Regions from separate parts of the Homo sapiens genome. Here region 2 is linked to region 1. A link is a loop called in an ENCODE intact Hi-C map of the cell type or tissue named here. Cell type or tissue: gastrocnemius medialis. All regions are shown on one strand. Links, peaks and the distances in the headings refer to the core of each region. The heading gives the core; the rest is flanking DNA.

Region 1 (2,912 bases), core at 300-2,799:
CACGGTGCCAAGCTCCATAATTTTCATGTGTCACGAAATATTCTTCTTTTGATTTTTTCCAACCATTTAAACATGTAAGGCCGGGCTCTATAGAGTGTTCTTTTAATTTAAACAGAACAATAGCTAAGAATAATATGAAGTAAAGGAGAGTACAAATGATTTGTGGGCCAATAGAATAGTCTAACAGTGGCTCAACAATAACCAAGTTGAGCAATGCAGTCATAAATGTTTACTGTGCATAAAACCCTACAGTCTGGTTCAACCTAGCTGTCCAGCAGTGTCTCCTCCAGGCCCCAGTGAAAGCGGGCTTCCATTTCCCCAAACACAGACCCTGCACATTGCCTAGTTCCTCTGTCTAGAATACACCCTCCCGTTGTGCTCATTAAAAGCATATCCTGCCTGGGCACAGTGGCTCATTCCTGTAATCCAGCACTTTGGGAGGCTGAGGCAAGAGGATCGCTTGAGGTCAGGAGTTCTAGACCAGCCTGGGTAACATGGCAAAACCCTGTCTCCACCAAAAACAGAAAAATTAGCCATGCGTGGTGGCGCATGCCTGTAATCTCAGCAACTCGGAGGCTGAGGTAAGAGAGTCTCTTGAGCCCTGGAGGCAGAGGTTACAATGGGCTGAGACAGTGCCACTGCACTCCAGCCTAGATGTCAAAGCAAGACCCTGTCTCAAAAAAAGAATTTAAAATTTGAAAAATAATAAAAAGAAACAAAAGCACATCCTCGAAGGGCCATATCAAATGCCACCTCTTAAAAATTCTACGGCCAGGCACGGTGGCTCGTGCCTGTAATCCCAGCACTCTGGGAGACCGATGCAGGCAGATCACTTGAGGTCAGGAGTTCGAGACCAGCCTGGCCAACATAGCGAAACCCCCATCTCTATAAAAAATACAAAAATTGGCCAGGAGTCACGGCACATGCCTGTAATCCCAGCTACTTGGGAAGCTGAGGCACGAGAAGCACTTGAACCCAGAAGGCGGAGGTTGCAGTGGGCCAAGATTATGCCATTGCACTCCAGCCTGGGCGACAGAGCAAGAGCTTGTCTCAAAAAAAAAAAGAAAATATTCAATGATTCTTCCCTACCCCTCATAAATGGTATTTTCCCTTCTCTCTCCCTTCTCCTTGTGCCCTGTTCTCTCAGTAATAGCTTGTTTGTGCCTCCATCATTGTACTTATAGTCTAGTTATTTTTTGCTATTTATCTTACTTCAAACCAAGCTTCTTGAGGTGTGGGGCCTTCACTCAGGATCCCTCAGTGCCTGGCATATAGCAAGCACTCAGGAAGCATCTCTCGAGGTTGTTTCTTGGAATTGAACACAGGGTATGACGTCACTCCGGCCACTGTGTAACTGACATAATGAAGTGGGAAGAGATTGGCTAGTTGAAATTGCAGTAAATGGAATGGGTCTGGTGCGTTACTCGTTCTAGTTAACGGAATGAAGTATTGTCCCCCACCCCCCACCAAAATAAAAAACAAATGGAGTAGGTCTGGATGGGGGTGTTGGGAGGCAGTGAAGGGAAAGGCTGTGCCTCTGGGGCACAGCTGGAGGAGAATCCTGTTTGGTGATTGAGGTGGCATGACTAGTCTGTCTTAGTTATGCCTTCCGCAGGAAGCAGGTCTGAAAAGAGAGAAAAGTAGGGCTTCTTAGAGCTTCCCACACACAGGAGAGGCTCAGCAAAGAACACAGTGAAATTCAACTGCTGATTCTCTCCGGGCCTCAGGAGAGCAGGGTTCTGAGAAGGGCCTCGCGATACACATCGTGCCCCAGTTACACCGAGTGAATCAGGCTCTGATGCAATTGGCAATAGGCCTTAATCACAAGCTTCATCTCACAGGCTCCGCACAGATGAGCTTTGTCATTTCTCTGAGGGAATCACTGTCATTTCTCTTCCAGGCTCAAAGCAGCTCCCCCTGCCCCGTGTAAAGCGCTGATGAGATGGCAATTTAAACTGCTTTGATGACCAGGTTTCATTAGGTAAGAAGGCCCGATTAAGCAACGGTGGCCCAAATAACCTCAGTGGTTCAGACACTGTTTTTCAAAGCCAGCAGAAGTCTTGCCAAATTAAAGGATGTCAGGATGAGATGCTATGAATATCAGTTTCCTTCTCTCTGGCAATGGAGAGGATTAATTAAATGCCTGTGAAGTGCTTTGAAAATTTAAGCTGTTGAGAATTATTGTTCTGTGTAATAGGGAAAAAATAGAGTTCTTGGCTCATTAAAGCTGTAATGTTGCAAGCCTGAGCACTATTTTCAGGATATCTTTGAGAGCTACATTTTTATTAAGAGGAAGAAAAGAGAAATGTGTCTATGAATACAGATATACAGTGTACATGCTGGAAAGTCAGTTGGGTTAATCAGTATGTCTCTTGATTAAGAAATGAACTGGAGGCTGGGTGTGGTGGCTCATGCCTATAATCCCAGCATTTAGGGAGGATGAGGCAGGAGTATCACTTGAGCCAGTGAGTTTGAGTCCAGCCTGAGCAACAGAGTGAGACTTTGTTTCTAAATAAAAAAAAAGAAAGGCTGGGGGCAGTGGCTCACGCCTGTAATCCCAACACTTTGGGAGGCCAAGGCAGGTGGATCACCTGAGGTCAGGAGTTGGAGACTGGCCTGGCCACCATGGCGAAACCCTGTCTCTACTAAAGACACAAAAATTAGCTGGGTGTGGCGATGGGTGCCTGTAGTCCCAGCTACTCAGGAAGCTGAGGCAGGAGAATCACTAGAACCTGGGAGGCCAAGGTTGCAGTGAGCCAAGATCGGGCCACTGCACTCCAGCCTGGGCAACAGAGTGAGACTCCATCTCAAAAAAAAAAAAAAAAAAAAAAGAAATGAATGAACTGGGAGAAACTGTTTCTTATTGATTACCACAATCAGTACAGACAGTTATTAAGAATCAGTTGCTTAAC
Region 2 (2,912 bases), core at 203-2,702, 59 kb before region 1:
CTGGCCAATATGGTGAAACCCCGTCTCTACTGAAAAATACAAAAATTAGCCAGACATGGTGGCGGGTGCCTGTAATCCCAGCTACTCAGGAGGCTGAGGTAAGAGGATCACGAATCAGGGAGGCGGAGGTTGCAGTGAGCCGAGATCGCACCACAGCACTCCAGCCTGGGCATCGCAGCAAGACTCTGTCTCAAAAAAAAAAAAAAATAGTAATTAATTAAAAAAATAAATATTGGTGATGAATGGGCACATAAATAGCTCCATCAAAGAATTTCCAAATGAACACGCTTACGTGCGTGTGACTCCTTTATGAAAGGAGCATGGCTGGAGAATGGCTTGAATGCTTTGGGTTATGGTGGAAACGGAAAACCTGCCTTTGGGATTGAGCTCTGCCCTGACCAGTTTTGGTCCCTGGCTTGGGATGAATCACAAATAACCTTTCCAAACCTGGGATTCCTCATGTGTGAAAATGGACGTGATGGAGCAGTTCCGCACTCCTCACAGGTTTGAGGGAAGGGAAGGAGGTGAAGGCCACGGCGAGTGGCAGCGTGAAGAGTGGTCCTAATTTCACTTTCCATCCACTGTGCAGTGTAGTGATAAATACCTGGGAGCAAGAGAGGGTCTTCCTCAGGGCCCCCAAGCCCATGCAGTACACGGCAGTTCACTTCTCCTCCACTGGCCCAAGAGGAAAGCTGTGTTTTCAGCCTTTATTACATACATCTATGTATAGAGATATAGATATCTATTTTTTGAGACAGGGTCTCACTCTGTTGCCCAAGCTAGAGTGAAGTGACGTGATCTCAGCTCACTGCAGCCTCCACCTCAGAGGTTCAAGCGATTCTCCTGCCTCACACTCCTGAGTAGCTGGGATTACAGGCACCCACCACCATGCCTGGGTAATTTTTGTGTTTTTTGTGGAGACAGGGTTTCACCATGTTGGCCGGGCTGGTCTCAAACTCCTGACCTCAAGTGATCTGCCCACCTTGGCCTCCCAAAGTGCTAGGATTAGAGGCATGAGCCACCACGCCCGGCCTGGACTTTAGAGAACCAAGCATTCATAAAAGGGGCTTTGAAATTCCAAGGTCTCATCTTGTCCTAGAAGTCTACCTTCTCTCCCAGGAGCCTCAGCTGTCTTCTGGAAGGTCTGAGGCAGGGGAGGGACAAGAGACCTCCCAGCTCAGATGACAGGTGCCTGCTGGGAGACCTTTAAGTCTGGACAGTGGCCTGCCAGCCACATCCAAAGCTCTGAGGTCATTTCCCCTGATACCAGAGACTTGGCATCTGCCGGAATCCCGGGTGGATTAGAATGTCAGGAGTGCCCCAGATCTGACACCTCATACCCTGACACCCTAGGAGAAGGCCTGGGAGGAGCAGACTACCCTCTGGGTGCCCTGAGCTCAGGGCCAGCTGCAAGGGCAGGGCCTGCCAAGGCCTGGGGAGTAGGGAGGGTGCTGAGTGGTCCAGCCCCTGCCTGTGCCCTACAAGGTTGGTATTGGCCTCAGGAGTATCTAATTGGGATTAGAAAGAGCAAACACCTTTGGAAGACCTCAGAAGCTCTGAAACAGGATCACAGCCCTTTACTGTTGATGCCACCAGCAGTTGCTAAGGGACGAAGCAGGCATTTCAGGCACTGGCAAGAGGGGATCCCCAGGGCGCTGGGCAGAGTCTGGCTCCTGGCAGCCGCCTGCGACTCTGCCCACATCCCTGGCCCTGCACAGAGGCCAGAGGTCTCAGCCGGAGGCCAGCGGCTGTGCTGAGAAGTCACTTGCCTGGAGCATGCAGGCTGCACCCGACAAACTATAAAGAGGAGGCGATGGCTGGTTGGGAGGACACGGGATCAAGCTGGCAAGTCAAGGAGCCTCTTTGAACTTGAATTTCCTTCTCAATAAAATGAGGATAATTAGGCAACACAGACTGACCTCCCAGAGTGAGTGTTAGGATTAAAAGAGAGAATGGGGCTGGCACGGTGGTTCACACCTGTAATCCCAGCTGGGAGGCTGAGGCAGGTGGCTCACCTGAGGTCAGGAGTTTGAGACCTGCCTGGGCAACATGGCGAAATCCTGTCTCCATTAAAAATACAATAATTAGCTGGGCATAGTGGCAGGTGCCTGTAATCCCAGCTACTCAGGAGGCTGAGTCAGGAGAATCACTTGAACCCGGAAAGCAGAGGTTGTAGTGAGCCGAGATTGTGCCACTGCACTCCAACCTGGGCAACAGAGCAAGACTCCGTCTCAAAAAAAATAAAAGAGAGAATAACTGGAGAGGACTTAGTGAGTTGTAAGGAGGAGTTCAACACCAGTCATTGTCATTATAAATAAAAGAACTGGGATTTTGGCATCTGGGAAAGGAGAAGACACACCCATCCTCCACTTGGCCAAATAAGGTTCATCAAATTGTGTCTAGAGTGTGCTCTTATCCCATCCTGTTAGCAATATGTAAATATACATTATCAAGTTACATAAAATTATAAAATAGAATGTTTTCCATGATATACATTTTATTAAATGTAATCTCCATAAATAGATAAATGAACTATATGAATAAATCCATTGTTCATTTATAGTCTGGAAAGTTAATCACTGTCTGTTAATAGCCACCTCATCAAGAGGGGAGATTATGGATGATTTTGATCTCATTCTTTTCTTTTCTTTTCTTTTCCTTTTTTTTTTTTTTTTTGAGGCAGAGTCTCGCTCTGTCACCCAGGCTGGAGTGCAATGGCAAAATCTGGGCTCACTTCAACCTCCCCCTCCCGGGTTCAAGTGATTCTCCTGCCTCAGCCTCCCGAGTAGCTGGGATTACAGGCACGTGCCACCATGCCTGGCTAATTTTTGTAATTTTAGTAGAGACGGGGTTTCACCATGTTGGCCAGGCTGGTCTCAAACTCCTGACCTCAAGTGATCCACCAGTCTCGG

What was found. A loop is a pair of places that touch in the nucleus more often than their neighbours do. Peaks named below come from ENCODE experiments on the same cell type or tissue, not always from the same donor. Only the 100,000 strongest peaks of a DNase experiment are listed, where the experiment ranks them.
Region 2: a loop joins it to region 1, with 5 times the contacts of the local background. A loop is called at or near these places in 14 of 110 quality-filtered maps.

The regions. Positions count from the first base shown.
Region 1 is chr16:48,392,949-48,395,860 of GRCh38, reverse strand. No RefSeq gene overlaps it. Among named protein-coding and RNA genes, the nearest start is that of SIAH1, 9.0 kb to the right of the region's middle. In gastrocnemius medialis, for the core only: no CTCF peak of the experiment used is centred there; a DNase peak (open chromatin) is centred at 1,800; H3K27ac peaks cover 2,021 bases.
Region 2 is chr16:48,451,968-48,454,879 of GRCh38, reverse strand. No RefSeq gene overlaps it. Among named protein-coding and RNA genes, the nearest start is that of SIAH1, 68 kb to the right of the region's middle. In gastrocnemius medialis, for the core only: no CTCF peak of the experiment used is centred there; a DNase peak (open chromatin) is centred at 1,309; H3K27ac peaks cover 471 bases.